Regions from separate parts of the Homo sapiens genome. Here region 1 is linked to region 2. A link is an interaction called in ENCODE POLR2A ChIA-PET data of the cell type or tissue named here. Cell type or tissue: CD4-positive, alpha-beta T cell. All regions are shown on one strand. Region 1 has its middle 6.0 kb from the start of LINC00339. Region 2 overlaps CDC42 (cell division cycle 42).

Region 1 (4,000 bases), 74 kb after region 2:
GAGATTCCTTTTTTTTTTTTTTTTTTTTTTTTTTTTAGGTGGAGTTTCACTCTTGTCGCCCAGGCTGGAGTGCAATGGTGCGATCTCGGCTTACTGCAACCTCCGTCTTCTGGGTTCAAGCAATTATCCTGCCTCAGCCTCCTGAGTAGCTGGGATTACAGGTGCCCGCCACCACACCCAGCAAATTTTTGTATTTTAGTAGAGATGAGGTTTCACCATGTTGGCCAGGCAGAGAACAAGATTTCTCAGCACTGTCTTTTTTTTTTTTTTTCTTTGAGACAGTCTCGCTCTTTGGCCCAGGCTGGAGTGCAGTGGCGTGATTTTGACTCACTGCAACCTCTACCTTCCTAGTTCAAGCAATTCTCCTGCCTCAGCCTCCAGAGTAGCAGGGATTACAGGCATCCACCACCACGCCCAGCTAATTCAGCCTCCCAAAGTGCTGGGATAGCACTACGTCTTTGATGTTAATTGACAAAAGAAAGTTTGACAGATTCACCTTTTTTTTTTTTTTTTTTTTTTTTGAGACGGAGTTTTGCTCTTGTTGCCCAGGCTGGAGTGCAATGGTGTGATCTCGGCTCACTGCAACCTCCACCTCCCAGGTTCAAGTGATTCTCCTGCGTCAGCCTCCCTAGTAGCTGGGATTACAGGCATTTGCCACCACGCCCAGCTAATTTTGTATTTTTAGTAGAGATGGGGTTTCTCTATGTTGGTCAGGCTGGTCTCAAACTCCCGACCTCAGGTGACCTGCCCACCTCGGCCTCCCAAAGTGCTGGGATTACAGGCATGAGCCACTGCGCCCGGCCTCACCTTTTTTTTTTTTTTTTTTTTTGACAGAGAGTCTTGCTCTGTGTCCCAGGCTGGAGTGCAGTGGCATGATCTTGGCTCACTGCAACCTCCACCTCTCAGGTTCAAGCAATTCTCCTGCCTCAACCTCCTGAGTAACTGAGACTACAGGTAAGTGCCACTACACCCAGCTAATTTTTAAATTTTTAGTAGAGACAGGGTTTCACCCTGTTGGCCAGGCTGGTCTTGAACTCCTGACCTCAAGTGATCCACTTGCCTCGGCCTCCCAAAGTGCTAGGATTACAGATGCAAGCCATTGCGCCCAGCCCAGATTCACATTTGATCTCAATCATCTGACCTATGTCCAGAATATATAAAGAATTCTACAAACCAGCCAGGCGGGGTGGCTCATGCCTGTAATCCCAGCACTTTGGGAGGCTGAGGAGGGCAGATCACAAGGTCAGGTATTCAAGACCAGCCTGGCCAACATGGTGAAACCCCGTCTCTACTAAAAATACAAAAATTAGCCAGGCGTGGTGGTGGGCCTGTAATCCCAGCTACTCAGGAAGCTGAGGCAGGAGAATCGCTTGAACCTGGGAGGTGGAGGTTGCAGTGAGCCAAGATTGCACCACTGCACTCCAGCCTGGGTGACAGAGTGAGACTCCGTCTCAAAAAAAAAAGGAATTGAAGTATTGACATTGTGCCTTCTTGAAAAATGCATTGCTGGCTTTTCATGATTTAGAAATCAAAAGCAAAAAATTATTGGCCTTGACATTCTAATCATTATTCAAAGAATTAAGTTATTGACTATATGGGTTTTAAAAGACTTGAATTGATAAGACTTGGAGATTTGAACAAAGGAAAATTGAATGCTGGCAGTTTTAGGCAAGATTCCCTGACTCTCTGCTGCCCATGTGTGGAGAGAACTGGGTCATCACAGCTCCCAGCCTCCCTCTGAGGATGGGTAGAGGTCCCTTGGGGGCCCGCTGGCCAGCCACATTATGAAATTACATATATCCCACTGCCCTTTACTCTGAAACTATTTTGGAGAATTATCCAAGGGTTCTTCCTGACTCATTGGGAGGAAGTGGACACTCAGCCTTTGCAACCCTACTGTGCCTTGGCAACGCCTGACAGTTACATGTCAGCAGGCACTGTCTGTCTGACTCAATAACAATGATAAATGTGTGTGGTTTCAGAACTTCCTCCCCACCTCCCACCACCCTCATGATGCGGAAGTCTCTGTTCAGCTTGACTCCATTTCTTCCCTGCTCTCACTCTGCCCTTGCCATACCAGTTCTCAGGCTTTGCAAGACCTGGAGCTTGCAGGCAGATCACCTGAGGTCAGGAGTTCAAGACTAGCCTGGAGAACATGGTGAAATCCCGTCTCTACTAAAAATACAAAAAAATTAGCCAGGCATAGTGGCGTGTGCTTGTAATCTCAGCTAGTTGGGAGGCTGAGGCAGGAGAATCACTTGAACCCAGGAGGTGGAGGTTGCAGTGAGCCGTGATTGCGCCACTGCACTCCAGCCTAGGAGACAGAGTGAGACTCCGTCTCAAAAAAAAAAGAGCTGGAGTGAGAGTAAGGATGGGAAGAGAGTTGTAGGGGACGGCTGAGATGCCAGAAGTGGTTTAGGAGAAAAATGGGGCCAGTTTGTAACGTGTAGGGGCAGTGGATGGGAAAAGAAAAAAAAAAGAGAATTTGAAGGAGTATTGTTGATACAATCACTTTGGAGAGCAATTTGGCAATTGGTAAAGTTGAAAATGAGCATGTCCTCCCAGTCAGCATGTCCATTTCTTGGAATATACCCTAGAGAAACTCTCCTACATGTGCACCAGGAGACATGTCCAAGGACATCCACTGAAGCACTGTTCACAATCACAAAAAATTAGCTCTGCTTTAAATATCCATGAGGAAGGAATAAAGAATAATAAAAATTTAGGCAATGGGATATGCTACAAACAGCAGCAACGAACTAGAGATAGACCTCAAAAACACAACATTAAGGCCAGGCGGGGTGGCTCATGCCTATAATCCCAGCACTTTTGGAGGCTGAAGCAGGCAGATCACTTGAGGTCAGGCATTCGAGACCACCCTGGCCAACATGGTGAAACCCCATCTCTACTAAATATATATATATATATATGTGTGTGTGCATATATATATATATATATATATATATATATATATATATATATATTAGCCGGGCATGGTGGTGGGCACCTGTAGTACCAGCTACTCAGGAGGCTGAGCCAGGAGAATCACTGGAACCCGGGAGATGGAAGTTGCAGTGAGCCGAGGTGGCACCACTGCATTCTGGCCTGGGTGACAGAATGAGACTCCATCTCAAAAAAAAAAAAAAAAAAAAAAAAAAAAAAACCCACAACATTGAGTGAAAGAAGCAATTTGCAGGACAGTCCATACAGCATGAAGCTGTGCATGTATTTTTAAAAACCAAAACAATGCAATATATTGGTTTTGGATATTTATATATATGATAAAAACATAACAGCACAGAATAGAAGGACAAACACCAAACTCATATTATCAGTTAGGATAGGTTAGGTCCATGCCTCTGTGATAAATAACACCCAGTCTTAGTGGCTTATAACAGAGTTTATTTCATGGTTGGGCTACATGTCCATCAGGGGTTAGCAGAGCCTCCAGTTCACATCTCACTCTGGGACCAGGCTGACCAGCAACAACCAGATGTCACAGCAGAGAGAACGAGAGCCTGACAAATTGCTTTGTCTCTCAATATTTCACCTTGGCAAGCCTAATGGCCAGACCCAACTTTTTTTTTTTTTTCCCCAGATAGACAGGGTCTCACGGTCACCCAGGTTGGAGTACAGTATGTGAGCACCACTCACTGAAGCCTCAACCTCCCAGGCTGAAACAATTCTCCCACTATAGCCTCCCGAGTAGCTGGGACTACAGTCAGATGCCACCATGCCTAGCTAATTATTTTATTTTATTTTTAGTGGAGACGAAGTCTCATTATGTTGTCCAAGCTGGTATCAAACTCCTGGGCTCAAGCAATCCTCCTGCGTTGGCCTCCAAAGTGTTGGCATTACAGGCATGAGCCATCCCATCCAGCCAAGGTGATAGATGTATTATTATTATTATTTTCTTTAAGACAGAGTCTCCCTCTGTCACTCAGGCTGGAGTGCAGTGGCATTATCACGGCTCACTCAATCCTCAATGTCCTTGGCTCAA
Region 2 (4,000 bases):
CCAAAATAACCACTAATTTACCTCACAAATGGAAGAAGAAAAGGAAAATAGTCCAAACCTAACAAGTCAAAGAAGTACCACTATTTAAGCATTCTATGAAGGTAACAATTATGATAGCACAAATTTAGTGACAACTTGCAGGGCAAAAGGAGAAAAAGTACTACTACATTAAATGTACACCAATGTTAACAGGTATCCTAATTACAATATGAAAATGTGAGAAAAATACACCTCAGAATGAAGGAAATATTACAATTGTTCTTTTAAACCACAATCCTTTTCTTCCCCTTTAGAATACACTCCCCTTGTGGCATAAAGTCCAGCTTGAAGAACATCGCTTTAACTATAAAATCTATTTCTGGCCGGGCGCGGTGGCTCACGCCTGTAATCCCAGCACTTTGGGAGGCCGAGGCGGGCGGATCACGAGGTCAGGAGATCGAGACCATTCTGGCTAACACGGTGAAACCCCGTCTCTACTAAAAATACAAAAAATTAGCCGGGCGTGGTAGCGGGCGCCGGTAGTCCCAGCTACTCGGGAGGCTGAGGCAGGAGAATGGCGTGAACCCGGGAGGCGGAGCTTGCAGTGAGCCGAGATCGCGCCACTGCACTCCAGCCTGGGCGACAGAGCGAGACTCCGTCTCAAAAAAAAAAAAAAAAAAAAATCTATTTCTAGGATGTTCAGTAAAACACTTATAAATAGCAATAATATATTAACATCGTATTAAATACTATAAATTCTGACACAAACTAAGCCTGTAAGGACTATTTTCAATAACCCTTTCCAGCCTCTAAATCATACTCCCTGGAGAATATCACTCACCTTCTAAGCCACGACTATAAGCAAGTTTGTTACGTCAAATAGAAAACAATATTTAAATGGAAAACCTAAGCTGCATCCACTTGCTACCCAAGTTCTTCTGACATGCAGAAATCAATCTGAAAATATTTAAGAAAACATTAGCTTCAATCAATCCCCATCATCCTTGTTCTTCTGATACACGGATAATTCGTTGACACAACTGTATGACCTGCTTTATTTCACTTACTCATTTATAAAATAATATACCCATCCAATGACTACTTCTAGAGCCATATCATGTCAAGCATTGCTTTAGGACAAAGATATAGCAATAGTCAAGGACCTATACGCCCCTGACTACACTAAGGATACATATGTCCCTGCTTTCCAGGGTATCACATGATCCAGGTATCTCTCCCTAGTATAGTCAACAAGGAATAAATAAGATGCATTTCTTGGTTAGAACTGTTAAAGCTTACATCTGCCTCTTCCTAACCCCTTCTCAACCAACCCAGCTTAATTCTAGCACAGTATGCAAATCATGCCAAACATGACTCCATGCAGAGAACTATCAAAATGAGGCCACAGTGTACCAACCTTAACTGATTTTAAGGGTTCTTAGTTTCTAAGATTCTCATGCAGATCAGTATAATGTCCTAAAGGTAAATAAACCTTTCTTGCTACCTAAAGAAAATGTATCCCATATTCAGATTCGCAGCACAGAACCTGTATTCTGATAGTAGTAGTTTGAGATAACCAACTAGGTGTGGTGATTCCCAAACTTGGCTACATTTTAGAAATGCCTGGAAAACTTAAAAATCACATTGTTCAAGCTGCACTCCAGTTGGAGAACCACTGATGCAGAAAACTTGGGGGAAAATGAGCTGCTTTTCAATGATCTATGGATTAAAGGTACACTGACATTTCCTTCCACCATGAGCAGTGAGCTTCCTGAACACTGCTTCACTAAGAATTATTATGGACCTACTTGGTATTTAAGGGAAGGGTCAAACTTAGAGGAGAAAGCACAAACCTGAACATATAGAGGGCTAAATATTATCTCAAACTAAAATGCCAGAAAATAAAAATAATAAAGCTTTAAAATTTTATCCCAAAGTTTGTTAGAAATTGATGTTATCAAGAGTCAAATTCCCACTCCTCAATATCTGAAAAGTAAGAGACGGAGGGAAAATAACAACCCTCAGGCTGGCTTGTGAAGGGTTTTTGTTTGTTTAATACATCTGAAAAGAATGCATATACAAAGAATTGAGACATGAGAAAGCATTGGTTCAACACTAATGCATCTACAAGAATTAGGTTTGGGAAGGTGGGAAAGATTACCTCAACATTTTTAAAAATTGGAAACTGCAACCAAAATAAGCTGAAAAAATCCCTATTAACACTTAAGAAGAGTCTGCATTAAGAGTCTTTCCATGATTTTTATTAAACTAGAGAGCCTCACCTGGCTGCTCTAGGGTTCCTCATATGCAAAACAGAAATAAGGGGATTCCCCTGACTGGTCCCCATGTTGTTAAGTGTTCTCCCCACCCCCACCCTACCCCCAGCTTCTTAATGAAGCAGGCCTCCATCCTCCTAACTTGAGAGGATGTGAATCATTCCACAGATGTCTGTCTTCTAGCACCACCCCTCGTATTTCCTCTACATAACAGGTCTTCAGCTGCATTCTAGGAACACCATATACTACTGAGCTGCAAATCTATGCTAAGCATATAAGACAATGACTGAAAGGGAAAAAAATTTTTTTAATTACAAACTCAATTCATTTGGTGCATTTCAAAGGTGCAATACTTTTCTTCATTTATCAGTGAAAGAAGTTAGAAATTAACTTCCCAAAAAAATCAGCAAATGGCAAACAAATGTCCTTGAAAGTCACAGTCACATATAGTGCGTCCTAGAAAAGAGGAGGGGCAAGATGGGCTCCACCCACTTTCATGAGTTTCATCAAATACTGGATCTACTCAAGGGTGGAGAGAAAAGGCAACTTTCAAAAAGGAGTATGTTATTAAATGAGGCATTTACTATACTCCTTCCTAAGAGCACCAGATGGGGAACATGTTTTCTAAACTAGATCTAGGAAGTGGAATGTGGAATCAATCCGTCCTCCTCCCCTTAAGGGCTAACCACTGGTTAATGAATTAAAAAAACAAGACTAAAAAACAAACCCCACACACACTCCCCCCCAAAAAAAAGAGGAGGGAAAAAAACAAAACAAAACACTAAGATGTCCCAGATTACTCTCCAGAGTGGAACCAGGGAGCAGCTTCAACAATTCCAATTAGTCTGTTACAGAGTCATCCACAAGCATGCCTTGCTTTTAAACAACAAAAAAAAAAAAAAAAAAAACACACACACACAAAAATTTTTTTTTTGAAACAACAAAAAAAAATAGTACTAATCACTTTTCTGACAATACAATTACTCAAAATTAACTAGTACTGGGAGGGGGAAGGGGGGGGCCATACCTATGGGCCTTGTCTCACACGAGTGCATGTGGGTAGGTGCAGGGCATTTGTCATTATTGCAAAAACGAATTTTAATTTTTAATCTTTAGTTTGATTTAAACATTGCTTTTAGTATGATGCCGACACCAGCTGTGCAGAAAGGGCTCTGGAGAGATGTTCATAGCAGCACACACCTGCGGCTCTTCTTCGGTTCTGGAGGCTCCAGGGCAGCCAATATTGCTTCGTCAAATACATTCTTTAGGCCTTTCTGAAAAGGGGTAGAAAGAAAAAATGGGCGGTCTGATTTTCAGTATAATAAAGTTGGAGTTCAAATTTAAAACATTCAAACCCCCAAGAGTTGGCAAAGAAAGAAACATTAAAAACAACCCTGAATCTCAACACAATAATCTCACTTCACCAAGATTTGTCCAGGGCACTGGAAGGATTCAGCAATTCAGGAGCAGAGGAGCAGATATTCATGAGTGAGACAGTGGTCCTTTGAGAAAGCTTTGCGCAGACCAATGTATGTCACAAGAAGCAAACAAGCACATGTGTCATTTGCTCATTCAGTATGAGTTTTGTAATGTGCTGCTGAAACATTTTACATAAAAACAAGGGAAGCAGCTCTGCATTCAAATGAAACAGCTGGATATGAAACAGAGGACTGAGAGGACGGGCACGGGTCAGTGGCATCCTTATTCTATGGAAGGCACAGGCAAAGAGAGAGAGAGGGTGATTA

What was found. Peaks named below come from ENCODE experiments on the same cell type or tissue, not always from the same donor. Only the 100,000 strongest peaks of a DNase experiment are listed, where the experiment ranks them.
Region 1: POLR2A ChIA-PET joins it to region 2 with 8 read pairs; 12 of 35 experiments call an interaction of 5 or more read pairs at or near these places.

The regions. Positions count from the first base shown.
Region 1 is chr1:22,017,172-22,021,171 of GRCh38, reverse strand. No RefSeq gene overlaps it. Among named protein-coding and RNA genes, the nearest start is that of LINC00339, 6.0 kb to the left of the region's middle. RefSeq lists a silencer at 1,867-1,926 and an enhancer at 2,127-2,216. In CD4-positive, alpha-beta T cell, a CTCF peak has its summit at 1,730; a DNase peak (open chromatin) is centred at 1,981.
Region 2 is chr1:22,090,957-22,094,956 of GRCh38, reverse strand. CDC42 (cell division cycle 42) reads right to left here. Exons shown (of 6, transcript NM_001791.4): 6 at 1-3,529. The coding sequence ends at 3,440. Among named protein-coding and RNA genes, the nearest start is that of CDC42, 40 kb to the right of the region's middle. In CD4-positive, alpha-beta T cell, no CTCF peak of the experiment used is centred here; a DNase peak (open chromatin) is centred at 2,366.